Linked DNA regions of Homo sapiens: region 1 is linked to region 2. A link is a loop called in an ENCODE intact Hi-C map of the cell type or tissue named here. Cell type or tissue: heart left ventricle. All regions are shown on one strand. Each heading gives the region's core, and the rest is flanking DNA. Links, peaks and the distances in the headings are about the cores only.

Evidence for each region. Peaks named below come from ENCODE experiments on the same cell type or tissue, not always from the same donor. Only the 100,000 strongest peaks of a DNase experiment are listed, where the experiment ranks them.
Region 1: it touches region 2 in a loop (4-fold over the local background); 4 of 110 quality-filtered maps call a loop at or near these places.

Annotation. Positions count from the first base shown.
Region 1 is chr9:4,838,820-4,848,971 of GRCh38, reverse strand. RCL1 (RNA terminal phosphate cyclase like 1) reads right to left here. Exons shown (of 9, transcript NM_005772.5): 6 at 7,615-7,740; 7 at 4,291-4,447. Among named protein-coding and RNA genes, the nearest start is that of MIR101-2, 6.4 kb to the left of the region's middle. RefSeq lists a silencer at 6,369-6,663. In heart left ventricle, for the core only: no CTCF peak of the experiment used is centred there; no DNase peak of the experiment used is centred there.
Region 2 is chr9:4,896,364-4,906,515 of GRCh38, reverse strand. No RefSeq gene overlaps it. Among named protein-coding and RNA genes, the nearest start is that of MIR101-2, 51 kb to the right of the region's middle. In heart left ventricle, for the core only: no CTCF peak of the experiment used is centred there; a DNase peak (open chromatin) is centred at 4,585; H3K4me3 peaks cover 348 bases.

The DNA of each region.
Region 1 (10,152 bases), core at 22-8,021, 56 kb after region 2:
TACTTTTACACTTATTCAAATACATTCAGGAAACTGCTTGCCATACTCTATTAACTTCTCTCCTTTATCTCTTCCTGAGTTCCTTAAAACTGAAGACTTGTTAAGGTTAGATCCCTTTATTCTTACTACTTATGTATAAAATTATGCCTTCCACCCCCTTTTCCTTCCCTTTCTTCCAAATTAACAAGCAGAACAGACTTCTCTTCAAACACTTTCTCCTGAGGTACAACTGCTTAGGTTGCCTTTCTTCTTTTGTTTTTCATTTTCTCAGCCATTTTAACTGTTTTGCCTCCACTAGACGCATACATAAGCATACAAACACGCTTTCTGATCATTCTTTCTGGAATAACTTTAAAACATATTGTACATAGTCAAAGAAGGATGACCTTGAATTTCTACATATTTTGCACAGGTCAAAATTAGAAATCCAGTCTGACCAAGGCACGTTACTATCCAAGGCTAGACTGAACAGGATAGGTGGCCAGCAGTGTGGTTCATATGGCTACAACTGCCCCTGCCTCCTTTTTAAGGCATGTAGGGTAGGAAATAAATCCATTTTCAGATACAGACACTCTGAAATTCTCTGGCTGTCAGATATCATTTAGTAGCCCTAATAATGGTGAAGGAAATAAGGATTGATCTTACTGCTAGCCTTTATGAAAATCTATTGCACGTCCCTAAACTACCTTAGTTAATAAAGGACAGAAAACAACATTTAGATCACATAGCAAATTCTAGGACAAGGAGAGTTCCTTTTCCTTTTCTACCCAAAAAGAAAAACCTGACCCATGGAAAATATGACGACCAACAAAACTGTTTTATAGATCTTGCTCCCTTTCATAAGACAGCCTAAAATTAAAGTGTTCTCTTCAGTCTCTGCTTCCTATCACTGTTGTTATTTCACCATTCACTGGACCAGTATTTTAATGTAATAGATAGCTAAGGTCCCTGTACAGGACATCATGGAGGAAGTGGTAGGGGCTATCACCCTACCTATGCTGGGGGGAGGTGTCACCTGCCAGATACCTGAGGAGGGCTTTAGGACTCAGGACTACTTGAGCCAGCCCTTGAGAGATGAGCAGGGTTTGGGGAGGAAGGAAGAACAGAATGATGGGGAAAAATAAAATGCCAGGGCCAGCAAGGAATGGCCAGGTGACCAGCCTGGAAGGCACCACTGCTGCCTGTGGAGAAGCACATACAGCACAGAGAAGGTGGGTAGCCCAATTAAGGCAAGCCTTTCCGAAATGGGTCGAGAATTCTGACTTTGTCCCAGGAAAGTGAGAAGCCAGTGAAGGTCTCTGTGCACATGAGTGAAGAGATCAGATCAGTATTTTAGCCTGAAAAGGATGTTAGGATTTGGAAAGAACTTCTCTGCTAGAAATGCAGAGAGCCAGTGGCCATAATCCAGTTGTGGAGTGGAGCAGGGAGGCAGGCAGTGATTAGAGCAGTGAAAAGGATGGAAAGAAAAGGCAGTTCCAGAAAGCCTGGGACAGAATCAAGAAGGCTTGGTAACCGATGAGGCATAAATGGAACAGGGGGGATTAGATCAGAGGCTTAAAACTTGATAAATAGCACCTTCAAAAGGGATGGATTTTTTACCACTCATTCAATCCATGTCACATCACAACTCTACAGAAAATTATTCAGAAAAACATGAAGTATTTCCATCCTTTTAATAATTAAAGATCATAGACATAAAAAGGAAGTTTTCTGAATAACTAAAAGAAAACGAAAGAAATTTGGTCCAGGCACAATGGAAGACTGAAAGTAGATCTCAACTAAAGAAAAAAAATTGCCAGGCACAGTGGCTCACGTCTGTAATCCCAGCACTTTGGGAGGCCGAGGCGGGTGGAACACCTGAGGTCAGGAGTTCGAGACCAGCCTGACCAACATGGAGAAACCCTATCTCTACTAAAAATACAAAATTAGCCAGGCGTGGTGGCACATGCCTCCAGCTACATGGGAGGCTAAGGCAGGAAGATCACTTGAACCCAGAAGGCAGAGGTTGCAGTGAGCCAAGATCACGTCACTGCACTCCAGCCTGGGAAAGAGTGAGACTCTTCCTCAAAAAAAAAAAGAAAAATATTAAAGAACCTAATTTAAACTGCATGTTTTTCCTCTTGTGGAGTGGTAGGTGCTTTTACCCTGAGGCTTATAGCCTGCTATTTATAGGGATATAAACCCCACACTCTAGCTGTGCCCATAGGCTCCTACTGGACTACTGTATAATGTGATGCTTCTAATTCTCCCAAGGTCTATTAGAAAGACATGGAAGTGTCCCCATAGTTAGAGAGAAGGCCACTACAGGACCAGCCACGGCCAGACACTACAGGACCAGGAAAAGAAATCCTGCACAACAAGAGACCCAGGGAAACACATTGCATGCACTGTTTCCCGCCCCCCTACAAATAAGTAGACCACAAACTTCGTGAATTAAGTAACTGGCAGGGCAACCTCTTGATCATCTACCCCAAACTTTTAGTTACTACCCATTTTTCACAAAATTATTAAATTTAGCATAAAAAAGTAAACTGATTTAGCACCAAAACATCTGAGGCCAGATCGTGACTGCACAAGACTTGTCAAAGAATACCTCCTCCTTCAGGAAGATTTCATCTCCTTCTTCTACTATTTCCCAGGTGAATGCCGAGTAGAGGGGCTGGAGCTACTCTCCTGAAAATAAAACTATAGGTCCACTGTCTTCCATTTTTAATTAGATGGTCATTAAATAGAGCCATTTAGGACCTGGAAATTTAATTAATTCTGAAACAGCTCATTCTCATGTGTTCCATCTTGGACCAATGAGACATTTTCAAGAACACTGACTTGGATCAAGGGAGTAGACTATAAATATAAGCTGTTTTCCACTGTGAGGCTGGTCTGAGGATCAATACCTATGGCTAGTCAGGCTTTACCCTACCACCCTGATTAATAAACTGAACCAGTGGCAAAAGGAAGAATTAAAAGAAAAACTAAATTGCCACTTTACCTGTTTTACTGATTTTATTTAACTTGGCTCAGATGTGATTTTTGCTACCATAAACGAGAAAACTTACTTGGAGACCAGAAAGATGCCTGACAACTGAGAAGAAATACACAGAACAATACAAAGAAAGAAGTCTCTTCAGCTCCTTAGGGGAAGAAGAGAGATGATTTACAAACATTATACACCATACAACAGCAAATCAACTAGAGTATAGTTCTTGCTGATGCTCAGTTCAAGAATCTGGGACCTAACACACAGAGCAGAGAAACGACCATCCTTCAGAGCCTTTCCTGGACTCTGCATGTCAGAGAAAAGGTTTCACCTTCTTGATGTGGGACCAAGGCAAAAGACGGTGCAGACTAACAGAAATCTTGGACCCAGATTTGTGACCCTCTTCTAACCAAGTATAGGGGATCTCAGGGAATATATCTTTTAGGAAACTGTATCTTATTCTTTCTGCCATCATCTTTCCAAATTTCTCCCTTACTTTAGGTCACCTCACCTATTTTGAGGAAACAGTAAAAGTGTGTGCATGCATATGTGCCCGTTGCAATGAAAGGATCAACAGAGAAAGACTGTGGCAACTGAGAGGGCAAATTGGTCTCAGCTGTGTCCCACCAGCAGACCTGCAGAAGCAAAATGACAACTGGTTGAGTCTGTCTTCAACATCAGTTTACCCCTTCTCTGTTCCATGTTCTTAGGTTTTCCAAAGCTTCTGCTATGCTGTGCCACAGGCCTGCCTTCCCTAGTTATTCTGTGCTTTTTTAAATTTTTTTCTTCTTTTCTAATACTTATCTGTTAACTGAGATTCTGTGCTCTAGAATGCATTGCAAAATCTAGCCTGTTGCTATTGTTTTATATATGAATCAACTGTCACATACAAATCCAGATTTCTAGCTTCTCTTAAAAGATCTAAAAAGAATGAGTCCATCTTCCCACATGGCAGCAATCGGGGGGTGCCGGGATGGTACTCTCTTTGGCTAGGGCAGTGTGTCAGCCACCACCTTACCTTACCTGCTTCCTTTTTTTAACCTTCCCTTTCCTTTATGACTGTTCCAGTTCTTTCCTTGGCTCACTGTTAAAACTTACCTGCCCTGTGTCTCAACCCAGTGGGGCTAGATCTCTACTCACTGACTGGTTGAGCTAATCAATTAAACTAGTTAAGGCTGAACTGCTTAATGCACAGGAACAGATTATCTCCTTGGCTTGAGCCCTTGGAAGAGGACGAAAGCTGCCAAGAGATGAGAATGAGAAAACAAACTGCTTCCTGGTCACTCCTCTATCAGAGGAAGCTGTGGACATACCCTGTAGATTTCCTCCAGCAGCAGCCGGGCACAGTTCCTGCCAAGGTCCTCTGGAAGTACTGCTGCTCCCTGGCCCTGGGGGTTGGAGGCCAGTTCAGCACTGAGGAAGGTGCCACTGGTGGTCTCAGCAACCAGTGACAACCCAAAGCCCGGAGACCTGGAGATACAAAGGCACAAACACTGAGTAGGTTTAACCAAGTGAGGTTTCCACTCACCAGCAAACGGAAAGAGAAGACAAACATTTTTTTTGACGGCACTGTGTTCAAAGGCTTCTTTCTGGCTGCATTAACCTCATAGAGTTGCTACTAGTTTACTAGCTGACCAGAAAAGAAAATCAGTCCAAAAACAAGCATCTCTCCACAAAATTTTAAGATTTGACAGCTCAATTCTACTTTCCCAATGACTGTTAAGTAGACACATCAACAGGAAAGGTGTGGCGGCCTTCCCAGCAGTACAATCCGTATGCAACCACAACACAGACCTGCCCCCTTTAACACAACTCAACACACGCTCACACAATACTTTCTATGTGTCTGGCAGGAGACTAGCCAAAATACTTGTTTCACTAAAACTATGTATAAAATTAATGTTTCGAATGCACTATATGAGCTCACTATATAGAAGAACTATGTTAGTCAGTCCTTAGATTCTTAAGGAAAAAAAAAATTTGCTTGTCTATGCAGTCGAAGGTTAACAACACCTGCCAAGGAAAGGGGGTGCAGTGAGTTACCCATTTCATCAAAGGTTCTGGGAGGCACTCTGAGTTATGCTTAACAATCTAACACTGTGCTATCCACCTATCATCATGGGACACCTAGAGAATTTTAGCATAATCCCAAATTGCCTTTGAGTCACCTGACCAGCAGAAGTGAGAGGGTGTCCAGCAGTGGCTGCAGGCAGTGGCATACAAAAGTGAAGATTAGAAGATGAAGGGGAGAGAAAGCAAGACAAGGTGCCACTGCTGCTTTACCCATTTACCTGCATTTCCCAAGAATTTCCATCTGTGTGAGTTTTCTAAGGTGTATTTGTCATTACGATAAACTTTATATTTAATCAGAATTATTCCATTTAACACAATTTAAGTAACTTTAGAAAAGACAAAGAATATATATTAGGTTCTATGTAAATTACTCTAATTTTTCTTCCCAACTTGTGGGAAATATGTGTTATCAGGCCTATTTCAAGTTAGGCTGACCAAGCTGCTGGTCATCAGGTGACCTCATTAGAGATATGCACTGGTATAGTTTGCAAAGGCCAGCCTCCACAGCTTTCCTTGGTAAAGGACCCAATTAAGAAAAAAAAAAATTACTGTGAGAGTTAAAATGGGACCACACTGGACTGATGTGCATTCTGGCCAAAGCGCTGACATAGGCCACCAAGAAGTGCTGTCCCCTAAGGTTCTAGGCCATGGCCACAACATAAACTCTTACATCTGAACAAGCCTGACTTACTGGATACTTCACTGAATCAGAAGAGAGAAATACCCATCCATGACTTTATAATTTTAATAACAGAGAAGGAAGAGCACTATTAGTCATCTGTAACTGGAGATTTAAAAAAACCAAACACAAATTTAAATCCCACATTGGTTTTACATGTAATTTTTAAAATGGGGCTTGGAGTTGATGGCCCACAGTCTACATCATGTCCATGTCTTTATCTACGTGTAAGGCTTCTACTCACCATTAGTAAGTATGGACTTGACCACACTCTAGGGTCAGCTGAGTCAGTGGTATAACAAAAAGCCACACTATAAGCTGGTGGCAGGATGGCTGTCAGGCCTGCTCTGCTTCATGCCAGGACACTTTCTGATAAAGCGAGAGGCAAAGCAGAGAAGGGACTATCGAGATGAAGCCATTTAGACAGCTTCTGCTGCTATCTGTCCTCCCCCATCCCTCGGAAATCCCCTTTCTCCAGAAAATAGCTGACACATAATTCCAGACCTGTGGCCAACAAGGGAGAGTAAAGGAAAGAACAGCATCAGGAGCTACCATTTCTGTAGGACTTACCATGTGACAAGCAAGGTATTAATGGCTTATATGTGTGATCTTTACAATAACCCCAAAACATAGGCATCATCACCCTCAATGCATAAATGAGGAAAATACTGTTGTTACTAGAATATAAACCAAAGGTTTAGGAACATCATTGACTTTTCCAAGCCAGAAAGTCCAGCTTTGCCCACAAATCCTTTCCCAACCCCAGCGTTATGACGCCACCAGCTTTGTTGCTTTGGACTATGAGCCTCCACTGTATTTCTAAAACTACCTTCATCTTTCCATTGGGCCTTATAAAGGTCAAAGGTTGTATAAAACACTCACCCCCCTCCTTTACTCTCTTTTCCTCTTTTTGCTGAAATTAAAAGAAACCACAGGTGAAACAGCTGTGAAAAAGGATCAGCTGTGGCATCACTTAAGAAGAAGTTGACTTCTTAACCTACAACAGTTAACCCCAGACTCTAATATTCTTATTTTTAGGAGACACAACCTGCAAAGCCTCAGATGTGAAGTGAAATGATGCCCATTCACACTGAAATGATTCAGTAAAAAACAAAAACAAACAAAACCCACAAACAAGTGAAGCAAATTTGGCAAAATATTTATCGTTAACTATAGGCAGCAGGAGTATATCTCCGTGTTCACTGTACTATTCTTTGATCTTTTCTGTATGTTTAACACTTTCCTATTTTAAGAAAGTGGCTTTAATTGCTTCTCTAACTTCCTAGTTGCTAAATACACAAGCAAAGCCTAAAACAGGTATCTTCATTACATAGAGCATCATTTTTTAAGAACTTATTTTCCTTACTTAGAATTTTTTTCTAATTTTTAAAATTTTTATTTTTTAGCAAAGCAAAGGCTTTCACTAAACCAAATTCACGTCTGCAATAACAACTTTCTCTGGATGTAAATATGTTGTTTCCACTGATGAAGAGAGATGCTGACTTACACTTAGATAACAAAAGATTTTAACCCTATACTGTTATTTACTCAGGGTGGAAGAACCTGTCCACTTTAATTTTTTTGTTGGAACAGAGTGCAGATGGAATTTAAAGCCTAAAGCATTGTGTATTAATAGATAAAGGTTTTAATTCCCCAAGGCTAGGAACCAGACCCTTAGCTTCCAGCTCTAGCCACTGGGATGCTTTCCATGTGACAGGCACTCAAGAAATGCCTGTTGGTGACAACGGCAATAAGGCAGAAAGAAATTAATTCTGAAATTGTTCTTCCTCTGGCTGCGCAACCTCAGAGCTGGCAGTTTTAACTTCAACTAGAACAGGCATGTGAAAAAGCTGCAGAAACAGACTTCAAAAACACAGATACTTACTTCCCAGAGTTGACTCCTTTCATGTGATCTGTGTAAATATAGATATCAGGTATGAACTTGTTGAGGATGCTCCTTGCAGAATCCACAATCCGGTTCGCCATCTGAGGTGACACACGTACAGAGTACCTGCAGCCTGGAGTTAAGGATGTCATTCTGCTTGAATTCCAGGACAGAGAAAAATCAGTTATAAAGCTGGCAAGTATTTGTGGAACTGTAGTAACAAACTGGGACTTCCAAATCTATTGTTTTCCAACTGAATTTACTGAATTAGTACCATAATTAAATTTTTTTCATTATTATAAAAGGTCATGGCAAAAACACCCAAACAATAGAGACAGTGGAAAGTATAAAGCTGGAGGTCCTCAACCCCACCCCCTGACTTCCTACCCACACGCTTCCCCTAGAAATGGTTCAAGTCAATTTTGGAAGGTGTAAAGACACCTGCCTCTCTGCGGGTCATGATCCAGGCTCCCTCTGAAGCACAACACCTAAGAACACTTTCTATTCTCTGTCCATTCCCACTGCTGTAGCCAATGAGTCTCTCTCTTAAGAACCTAAGCCCAGAACAGACACCACACAGGACCTGGGCGATCCCAATCTGACTCCTGGTATGCTGATGGGAGAAGCAGAAAAAGTTCAGTGAAAGAACATGGTTGCTGCTATTTATAAATATATAAAAAGGTTTTTCTCATTTACAGGGCCTATTTTCTACTATTTAAGAATTAATTACTCCACTTGTGGATAACACAGCCTCCTCACACCTGCTACCTTATGGTTAAAATATTGATAATTAGCACTCCTACAATAGGGCACCCCAGAAAAGAAAGGAGGAAGATATTAGTAACTCAAGTGAAAAGATTGGTGCTTGAGGAAATGGAAATTATTGCCTAAAACTAGACTTTATAACAGAAGCTGGCATTCCCCAACCACACATGTCAAAGAAAAAGTAAGTATGTATTGAGCACTTCAATGTGCAATGTATGGTCAAGAGATGGCTATATATTTGGAACTAAAAAAATGGAGAAATAACATGTGACCTTCCCACTACCCTGATACAAACCCCACGTGACAAGTCCAACAGGTAGAACGAGGTATATAATCTGCCCAATCCAGCCCAATGTTCAAGAACTGCTGACAATAACATATTTAATTTTCATCTGAACTGCAGAAACAAAGTGCTCAGAGACGATACATGACCTGATCTGGTATCTAGCTCCCTTTTTTGACCCATCCTGAACTTCATACTAAAAGACCAATCTTCCTCATGCTGGTGACAGTCTCTCGGTGGCTCCTGGTCCTCCCATATCTTGTTGTTAGAGCCCCCAGCCTGCTCAGTTGTGTCCATCTTCAGCTCTGCACCATCAACTCCTTCCACCCATCCAAACTGACCAAATTCCTCAACCTGAGCTGCTTTGCCCCATTCTCCCAGCCCGAGGTCCCAATCTCTCTCCTGAAACCCTCCAGCCGGCACCCAAGTGTTAGCTCCACTTGAACTTACCATACATCTCTCTTCACATATGCACATTTTGTTCTTGCTCTTCAATGAGACCACACACTCTATAAGGGCAAGGGCTTTACCTCTGTAATCCCTCCCAACTCTCCAATACACCACTTTTGTACTCAGAAATGCTCAATAAATATTTAACTTGACTCAAAGGACAAACCTGAAATGAGGAAAGAGCAAAGAGGGATTTTTCAATACACACACAGCCCAGTTACATCACCATCTCTTCAGTCCAGAATGTACTTTTGACCACAGACAGCTTAGACAAACAGTCCTGAATCTCATACCCTTTGGACCAAGCAGGTGCTGTCCTTCTGAGGTCTGAGGCTGCCCACTGTCCCCAGGAAAGCACAAGAGATGTCACCATCCTAGCACATAATCCCACAGAGCTCACGGCTCCCAAAGTTCTTTCACATCTATTATCACCTTACTTTATGCTCACAGTAACCCTGTGTTGAGGGCCATGGCTCCGAGTTCTAGGACTTACATTAAAGACAACTAAGACAAAAAAACTAAGACACTTGCTCAAAATTAAACAGATCTGACTCCCAAAAAGCATCTTCCTCCTCTCACCCATCCCAATACAAAAACACGAAGGTTAACAAACAGTACGAATTCAGGGCCTACAGAATCCTATACTAGAACTCAGGCAATGAAATGAAGAAGGCAAAGGAACTTTAAAGCCAGTTGCTTAGAACCATCTGGCTTGGCATGGATGTCCTACTAAGGAATGGCTAACAGCCCCCAAGTTCTAGAATCAGATTATCTCCGTTCAAGTCCAAGCTCCAGCAAGCTGCATCACTCCAGGTTAATTGTGGTAACTTCTCTGTGCTGTCATTTCCTAATCAGTAAAAGAAGGATAATCATAACACTTTCCTCACAGAGTTTGGAGGCACAAATGAAATAAAATGCATGTAAAGCTCTTAATGCCTAGTGTGTAGTAGGAGCCCAACAAATGTCAGCTATTGCTTTTCTTTATTACTTATCCAAGATTCAAATCCCAAGCAGAGGTTCTTATTCTTTCAAGAATCAGA
Region 2 (10,152 bases), core at 1,430-9,429:
GCCATGTTGGCCAGGCTGGTTGCAAACTCCTGACCTCAGGTGATTCGCCCACCTTAGCCTCCCAAAGTGCTGGGATTATAGGCCCAGGCCACATTTTCTCTTCTTATAAGGACATCAGATTGGGTCTACCCTAAAGCCCTCATTTAAACTTCGTCTCCTTGTTAAAGCCCCTATCTCCAAATAATCACATTCTGAGGAACTGGAGCTTAGGGTTTCAACACATGAATTTTAGGGAGGTACAATTTAGACCATAATAGGGTGACTTCTACATTTTGTTCTATATTGTCTCAATTTTTTTATAATGAGAAAATATTTCTTGTGTAATTTTTAAAACAATTAAAAAGGAAAAAACTGACTGGAAAGCAAATTCTTAACACCAAAATGTTGATATGAGTTGTCTCTAAGAATTATACATAATCCTTATATTTTTTCCCTTTGTTTTTCAGTGTTTCTCTCCAACGCTCTTCAGTGAACATGTATTACTTTTTAATGAGGAAATAGAATAAATATTTTTTAATGAAATAAATAAACCCAACAGCTTCCCCTTCAAAAGCCTAGAAGTTAAACATATTCAAGGAACCTCTGGAATTGGCCAATGATCTCTGATGATTTAGAATGACACTTACTTACAGTCAAGCTATTAAAATACGTGATCATTCAGAAATGGCATGTGGGTCTTAGAGTATGAAAACCAACATATTTCTCTCCATTTTCCAGGTCACAGTAGTAATCTAGTGTTCAGTTAGGTCTTTTCAAGCAATTATTCAAATTAAAGGTTTTTTTCAAATGAGTATTACATTATGTCTCTGCTGTTAATTATGTGAATGGCACACTTTTTCTTAATTTACTCGGTGTCATTAAGTAATGAGTCTTCACCCAACACCCAACAATATCCTAAATATTAATAGAGTATTTCTTCCAAGAAATGTACAGTAGAGTCATTAAATAATCCCCTCATATTATGAAATCACCTACAAAATTGTATAAAGAATAAGAAAATAAATAACTTAGGACTCCAATACTTATCCATTTGGCCTCAGGGTTTAGAATTCAGAAACACCCCTGAGATTCACTGATTCCTGAATTTGGCAACTTTTCCTTGGGGCCCACTTGAGCAAACTATAGTTGGGTGGTAAGTTTTTCAGTCTAGTTCCCAGGAGAGTTCCAGTCTGGGTGTTGAGAAACACAAGATGCTTTGAACACCTGTTAATAAGGAAATTGCTGCATATTCCCCATGTGGCTATTTGAAGGATGAAGCAACGATGTCTTTCAAAGTGGCATCTTCTTTTTTTCTCCTTTTTTCCTTGGAAACGGTCTCTAGTTCTGGTAAGAGTAGATTTCCCAGAGATGGAAAGCAACCTAAAGTAACAAATACTGGAAATTTTGAAATTTTTCTTTTTGTGGTCAGTAATCCCAAAAATTTTCTTCCCACTGGGGAGCCACTCATAACTCCTGATTATTCATTTACCCACTGGAATGTAGCAGATTTGGAAATTATGTGTCTTTACCATGCCAAGGTTTGTCAGTGACAGTAGTTTGTATTTACAAATGCCTTTAGAAATGGGCAAGGTTTATTTTTCTTTCACATTTTTATTAGGTTGGTGCAAAATGAATTGTGGTTTTAAAGTAATGGCAAAAACCACAATTCCTTTTGCACCAACCTAAATAGTAGTAATAAGCCAAAACAAACACTTTGGAGAATTACTATGAATGAAACATTAGAGGAGTGAATGGTTTCCAGCATTACATCACCAAATGTGATATTCCACAAACTCTTTGGCAATAGCAATAGGGTCTTTACAAATATTTCCTTCCCGTAAATTTTAAACTAAAATTTGGCTTAAATTAGCAATTTTCTAACAGTCTGTCTCTGTACCCAACTCTATGCAAGCTGTGAGGGTTAAGCATATTTGTCTATCACCTGGAAAAAAAGCAGGAAAGAAAGAAAAAATGGCTAACTGCCAAGTGATTGAGAGCTACTATTCATGTCTGGATTCAATTTTCTTTCATCTTTCAAATGCAAAATCTATGCCCTTTTGTTCCCAGAGAATAAGAAGCAGACCCTTTTCCAGGTTTTTTGGCAGGATTAGGGAGGCACCTGGATTAGCTGAGGTGGTTCCATGCAGACAAATGAGGGACAATTGTTTAAATGAGAGGGACTGGCCAGGAGCGGTGGCTCGTGCCTGTAATCCCAGCACTCTGGGAGGTTGAGGCAGCAAGATTGCTTGAGCCCAGGAGTTTGAGACCAGTCTGGGCAACATAGCAAAACCCTGTCTCTACAAAAAGTATTAAAATTAGCCAAGCCTGGTGGCATGTGCCTGTAGTCCCAGCTACTCAGGAGGCTAAGGTGGGAGGATGACTTGAGCGCAGGAGTTGGAGGCTGCAGTGAGCCATAATTGCACCACTGCACTCTAGCCTAGGTGACAGAGCCAGAACCTGTTTCTGAAAATAAAAATAAATTTCCATAAATAAATAAGTAAATGAGAGGGACTGAAAGCAGCCAGATGAAGAAGCTGAGGAGGCTGCTAGGCAGATGTGGAGACCCAGATGTTGGCTGCTGTCCCTTGTTCTACCCTGACAAGCAGTGAGGTGACCTGCTCTCTAACACTAGGTAATCTTTCACAGTTCACCAAGCACTTGTACCTACGATAACTCCTCTGGCTTTTTCAACACCCCTATGGTGAAGAAATGGCAGGCATACACAATAAACACTATTTTGTATCATATCCCATTATGTTTCCAAGATTTGGAGTCAGACTAATGAGATCCAAATATTAACTCAGTCACTTCCCGCCAGTGTGACCTTAGTAAGGTAATCAACTTCCCTGTGCCTCATTTTTTGCACCATAAAACAGTGATAATAACACCTACTTCATAGGCTTGATGTGAGAACAAAATGAGATAGTACATGTCCTCAATACGTGGCCCAGCACAGAGTAACCCCTCAATAGATGTTAACTAATATTTGTAATCAGTGTTTCCTTGCATGATTTCTACCTTTGGTATCATGCCATGAAAGTTTTTTCTCTCCCTAAGATTACATATTCACTCAAATTTTCTTTTATGATCTTACATTTTACATTTCAATCTTTTACCTACTTAGAATTTATTTGAGTATATGGAAAAAGAAAGGGATCTAACTTTTTTTTCCAAATGATTTTGGGGCATAATACTTTAAACAACAAAACACAATGCCCAGCAAGGATAAGAACAGGGCAGTACTTTCCTAAGTAGGGGCCAGTTCAATTTTATCTTTTTAAAAATAATTTCTGGCCAGGCACGCCTGTAATCCCAACACTTTGGGAGGCCGAGGCAGGTGGATCATCTGAGATCAGGAGTTTGAGACCAGCCTGGCCAACATGGTGAAACCCCGTGTCCACTGAAAAAATACAAAAAATTAGCCAGGCGTGGTGGCATGTGTCTGTAATCCCAAATACTTGGGAAGCTGAGGCAAGAGAATTGCTTGAACCCGGGAGGCGGAGGTTGCAGTGAGCCGAGACCATACCACTGCCCTCTAGCCTGGGTGGCAGAGTGAGACTCCATCTCAAAAAATAAAAAATAAATAATAAATAATTTCTATAATGGATGCTTTTTCTCAAAAGGCTGTGAAATTATTGGATTTTCTTGGTTCACGTTGGTTTCTGTCATCAAAAATAATAAAAACTGATTTTATCTTCTCAAAATATTAAAGAAGAATATTCCAAAAGGAATATTCTATGAAAATAAAATAAGAAAAATAATAACAGGCTGGTTGTACCAACTAACTCCTATCTATTGCTGGCAGGAAGGAGCTGTAAGCAATCCGTACTTCTAGATATTTAAGGATGAAGCAATATAATGAAGAGGGGGAGAAACCTATCACAAACAAAATGTTTGCTTTTTATTTGGTTATGCCTACTTTATTTTTTAAATTAATATAGTTTAACAAAAATACATAATAGAGAACAAATTAAAAATTAAATTTTTTGGATTACTGGCAAGATGGCCAACTAGGAACAGCTCTGGTCTGCAGCTCCCAGTGAGATCAACGCAGAAGGCGGGTGATTTCAGCATTTCCAACTGAGGTAACCAGTTCATCTCATTGGGACTGATTAGACAGGGGGTGCATCCCACGGAGGGCAAGCCAAAGCAGGGAGGGACATCACCTCACCCAGGAAGCACAAAGGGTTGGGAACTCCCTCCCCTAGCCAAGGGAAGCCGTGCGGGACTGTGTCATGAGGAACGGTGCACTTTGGCCCAGATACTATGCTTTTCCCACAGTCTTCGCAATCCGCAGACCAGGAGATTCTCTTTGGTGCCTACGCCACCAGGGCCCTGGGTTTCAAGCACAAAACTGGGCGGCCATTTGGGCAGACACCAAGCTAGCTGCAGGAGGTTTTTTCCATACCCCAGTGGTGCCTGGAAAGTCAGTGAGACAAAATCGTTCACTCCCCTGGAAAGAGGGCTGAAGCCAGGTAGCCAAGTGGTCTAGCTCAGCAGATCCCAGCCCCATGGAGCCCAGCAAGCTAAGATCCACTGGCTTGAAATTCTCACTGCCAGCACAGCAGTCTGCAGTTGACCTGGGGTGCTCAAGCTTGGTGCGGGGAGGGGCATCCGGCATTACTGAGGCTTGAGTAGGCAGTTTCACCCTCACAGTGTAAACAAAGCTGCCAGGAAGTTCAAACTGGGCAGAGCCCTCCGCAGCTCAGCAAAGTCGCTTTAGCCAGACTGCCTTTCTAGATTCCTCCTCTCTGGGCAGGGCATCTCTGAAAAAAAAGCAGCAGCCCCAGTCAGGGGCTTCTAGATAAAATGCCCATTTCCCTAGGACAGAGTGTCTGGGGGAAGGGGGAGCAGTGGGCACAGCGTCAGCAGACTTAAACATCCCTGCCTGATGGCTCTGAGGAGAGCAGCGGATCTCCCAGCACAGCGTTCGAGCTCTGATAAGGGACAGCCTGCTTCCTCAAGTGGGACCTTGACCCCTGTGTCTCCTGACTGGGAGACACCTCCCAGTGGGGGCTGACAGACACCACATACAGGAGAGCACCGGCTGGAATCTGGTGGATGCCCCTCTGGGATGAAGCTTCCAGAGGAAAGAACAGGCAGCAATTTTTGCCGTTCTGCAGCCTCTGCTGGTGATACCCAGGCAAACAGGGTCTGGAGTGGACCTCCAGCAAACTCCAGCAGACCTGCAGCAGAGTGGCCTGAATATTCGAAGGAAAACTAACAAACAGAAAGGAATAGCATCAACATCAACAAAAAGGACATCCACTCAGAGACCCTATCCGAAGGTCACCAACATCAAAGACCAAAGGTAGATAAATCCACAAAGATGGGGAGAAACCAGTGCAAAAAGGCTGAAAATTCCAAAAACCAGAATGCATCTTCTCCTCCAAAGGATCACAACTCCTCACCAGAAAGGGAAGAAAACTGGACGGAGAATGAGTTTGACAAATTGACAGAAGTAAGCTTCAGAAGGTGATTAATTACAAACTCCTCCGAGCTAAAGGAGCATGTTCTAACCCAATGCAAGGAAGTTAAGAACCTTGAAAAAAGGTTAGATGAATTGCTAACTAGAATAACCAGTTTAGAGAAGAACACAAATGACCTGATGGAGCTGAAAAACACAGCATGAGAACTTTGTGAAGCATACACAAGTATCAATAACCAAATCAATCGAGTGGAAGAAAGGATATTAGAGATTGAAGATCAACTTAATGAAATAAAGTGAGAAGACAAGAGTAGAGAAAAAAGAATGAAAAGGAACGAACAAAGCCTCCAAGAAATATGGGACTATGTGAAAAGACCAAATCTATGTTTGATTGGTGTACCTGAAAGTGTTGGGGAGAATGGAACCAAGTTAGAAAACACTCTTCAGGATATTATCCAGGAGATCTTCCCTAAACTAGCAAGACAGGCCAACATTCAAATTCAGGAAATACAGAGAACACCATAAAGATACTCCTTGAGAAGAGCAACCCCAAGACACATAATTGTCAGATTCGCCAAGGTTGAAATGAAGGCGAAAATGATAAGTGCAGCCAGAGGGAAAAGTCGGGTTACCCACAAAGGGAAGCCCATCAGACTAACAGTGAATCTCTCTGCAGAAACCCTACAAGCCAGAAGAGAGGGGGGGCCAATATTCAACATCCTTAAAGAAAAGAATTTTCAACCCAGAATTTCATATCCAGCCAAACTAAGCTTCATACGTGAAGGAGAAATAAAATCCTTTACAGACAAGCAAATCCTGAGAGATTTTGTCACCACCAGGCCTGCCTTACAAGAGCTCCTGAAGGAAGCACTAAACATGGAAAGAAACAACAAGGACAAGCCACTGCAAAAACACACCAAATTGTAAAGACCATTGACACTATGAAGAAACTGCATCAACTAATGCACAAAATAACCAGCTGGCATAATAATGACACGATCAAATTCACACATAACAATATTAACCTTAAGTGTAAATGGGCTAAAATCCCCAATTAAAAGACACAGACTGGCAAATTGGATAAAGAGTCAAGACCCATCAGTGTGCTGTATTCAGGAGACCCATCTCATGTGCAAAGACACACATAGACTCAAAATAAATGAATGGAGGAATATTTACCAAGCAAATGGAAAGCAAAGAAAAAGTAGGAATTGCAATCCTAGTCTCTGATAAAACAGACTTTAAACCAACAAAGATCAAAAGAGACAAAGAAGGCCATTATATAATGGTAAAGGGATCAATTCAACAAGAAGAGCTAACTATCCTGAATATATATGCACCCAATACAGGAGCACCCAGATTCATAAAGCAAGTCCTCAGAGACCTACAAAGAGACTTAGACTCCCACACAATAGTAGGGAGACTTTAACACCCCACTGTCAATATTAGACAGATCATCAAGACAGAAAATTAACAAGGATGTTCAGAACTTGAACTCAGCTCTGGACCAAGTGGACCTAATAGACATCTACAGAACTCTCCACCCCAAATCATCCAAATCTTCAGAATATACATTCTTCTCAGCACCACATCGCACTTATTCTAAAATTGACCACATAATTGGAAGTAAAACACTCCTCAGCAAATGCAAAAGAATGGAAATCATAACAGTCTCTCAGACCACAGTGCAATCAAATTAGAACTCAAGATTAAGAAACGCACTCAAAACCGCACAACTACATGGAAACTGAACAACCTGTTCCTGAATGACTACTAGGTAAATAATGAAATTAAGGCAGAAATAAATAAGTTCTTTGAAACCAATGACAACAAAGACACAATGTACCAGAATCTCTGGGACACATTTAAAGCAGTGTGTAGAGGGAAATTTATAGCAGTAAATGCCCACAAGAGAAAGTGGGAAAGATCTAAAACTGACACCCTAACATCACAATTCAAAGAACTAGAAAAGCAAGAGCAAACAAATTCAAAAGCTAGCAGAAGACAAGAAAAAACTGAGAACAGAGCAGAACTGAAGGAGACAGAGACATGAAAAAGCCTTAAAAAAATCAGTGAATCCAGGAGCTGTTTTTTTGAAAAGACCAACAAAATAGATAGAACACCAGCCACATTAATGAAAGAAGAGAGAAAAATCAAATATACGCAATAAAAAATGATAAAGGGGATATCATCACCAATCCCACAGAGATACAAACTACCATCAGAGAATACTATAAACAACTCTACACAAATAAACTAGAAAATCTAAAAGAAATGTATAAATTCCTGGACACATACACCCTCCCAAGTCTCAACCAGGAAGAAGTTGAATCCCTTAATGGACCAACAACAAGTTCTGAAATTGATGCAGTAATTAATAGCCTACCAACCAAAAAAAGTCCAGGACCAGACGGATTCACAGCTGAATTCTACCAGAGGTACAAAGAGGAGCTGGTACCATCCCTTCTGAAACTATTCCAAACAATAGAAAACGAGGGAATCCTCCCTAACTCATTTTATGAGGCCAGCATCATCCTGATACCAAAACCTGGCAGAGGCACAACAAAAAAAGAGAATTTTAGGCCAATATCTCTGATGAACATTGATGCAGAAATCCACAATAAAATACTGGCAAACTGAATCCAGCAGCACATCAAAAAGCTTATCCACCACAATTAAGTCAGCTTCATCCAAGGGATGCAAGGCTAGTTCAACATACACAAATCAATAAACATAATCCATCACATAAACAGAAACAATGACAAAAAACACGTGATTATCTCAATAGATGCAGAAAAGGCCTTTGATAAAATTCAACATCTCTTCCTGCTAAAAACGCTCAATAAACTAGGTATTGATGGAATGTATCTCAAAATAATAAGACCTACTTATGACAAACCCACAGCAAATATTATACTGAATGGGCAAAAACTGGAAGCATTCCCTTTGAAAACCCGCACAAGACAAGGATGCCCTCTCTCACCACTCCTATTCAACATAGTGTTGGAAATTCTGGCCAGGACAATCAGACAAAAGAAAGAAATAAAGGGTATTCAAACAGGAAGGGAGGAAGTCAAATTATCTCTGTTTGCAGATGACATGATTGTATATTTAGAAAACTCCATCGTCTCCGCCCAAAATCTCCTTAAGCTGATGAGCAACTTCAGCAAAGTCTCAGGATACAAAATCAATGTGCAAAATTCACAAGCATTCCTATACACCAATAACAGACAAACAGAGAGCCAAATCATGAGTGAACTTCCATTCACAATTGCTACAAAGAGAATTAAATACCTAGGAATCCAACTTACAAGGGATGTGAAGGACCTTTTCAAGGAGAATTATAAACCACTGCTCAAGACACAAGCAAATGGAAAAACATTCCATGCTCATGGATAGGAAGAATCAATATTGTGAAAATGGCCATACTCCCCAAAGTAATTTATAGATTCAATGTTATCTCCATCAAGCTATCTTTTACATTCTTCAGAGAATTGGAAAAATCTACTTTAAATTTCATATGGAACCAAAAAAGAGCCCACATAGCCAAGACCATCCTATGCAAAAAGCACAAAGCTGTTACCTGACTTCAAACTATACTACAAGGCTGCAGTAACAAAAACAGCATGGTACTGGTACCAAAACATATATAGAGACCAATGGAACAGACCAGAGGCCCCAGAAATAACACCACACATCTACAACCATCTGATCTTTGACAAACCTGACAAAAACAAGCAATGGGGAAAGGATTCCCTATTTAATAAATGGTGTTGGGAAAACTGGCTAGCCATATGGGGAAAACTGGCTAGCCATATGCAGAAAACTGAAACTGGACCCCTTCCTTACACCTTATACAAAACTTAACTCAAGATGGATTAAAGACTTAAACATAAGACCAAAAACTATAAAAACCCTAGAAGAAAACCTAGGCAATATCATTCAGGACATAGGCATGGGCAAAGACTTCATGACTAAAACACCAAAAGCAATGGCAACAAAAGCCAAAATTGACAAATGGGATCTTATTAAACTAAAGAGCTTCTGCACAGCTAAAGAAACTATCATCAGAGTGAACAGGCAACCTACAAATGGGAGAAAATTTTTGCAATCTATCCATCTGACAAAGGGCTAATATCCAGAATCTTCAAAGAACTTAAACAAATTTACAAGAAAAAAACAACCCCATCAAAAAGTGGGCAAAGGATATGAACAGATACTTCTCAAAAGAAGACATTTATGCAGTCAACAAACATATGAATAAAAAAGCTAATCATCACTGGTCATTAGAGAAATGCAAATCAAAACCACAATGAGATACCATCTCACGCCAGTTAGAATGGCGACCATTAAAAAGTCAGGAAACAACAGATGCTCGAGTGGATGTGGAGAAATAGGAATGGTTTTACACTGTTGGTGGGAGTGTAAATTAGTTCAACCATTGCGGAAGACAGTGTGGTGATTCCTCATGGATCTAGAACCAGAAATACTATTTGACCCAGCAATCCCCTTACTGGGTATATACCCAAAGGATTACCAATGATTCTACTATAAAAACACATGCACATGTATATTTATTGTGGCACTGTTCACAATAGCAAAGACTTGGAACCAACCCAAATACCCATCAATGATAGACTGGATAAAGAAAATGTAGCACATATACACTGTGGAATACTATGCAGCCATAAAAAGGATGAGTTCATGTCCTTTGCAGGGACATGGATGCAGCTGGAAACCATCAT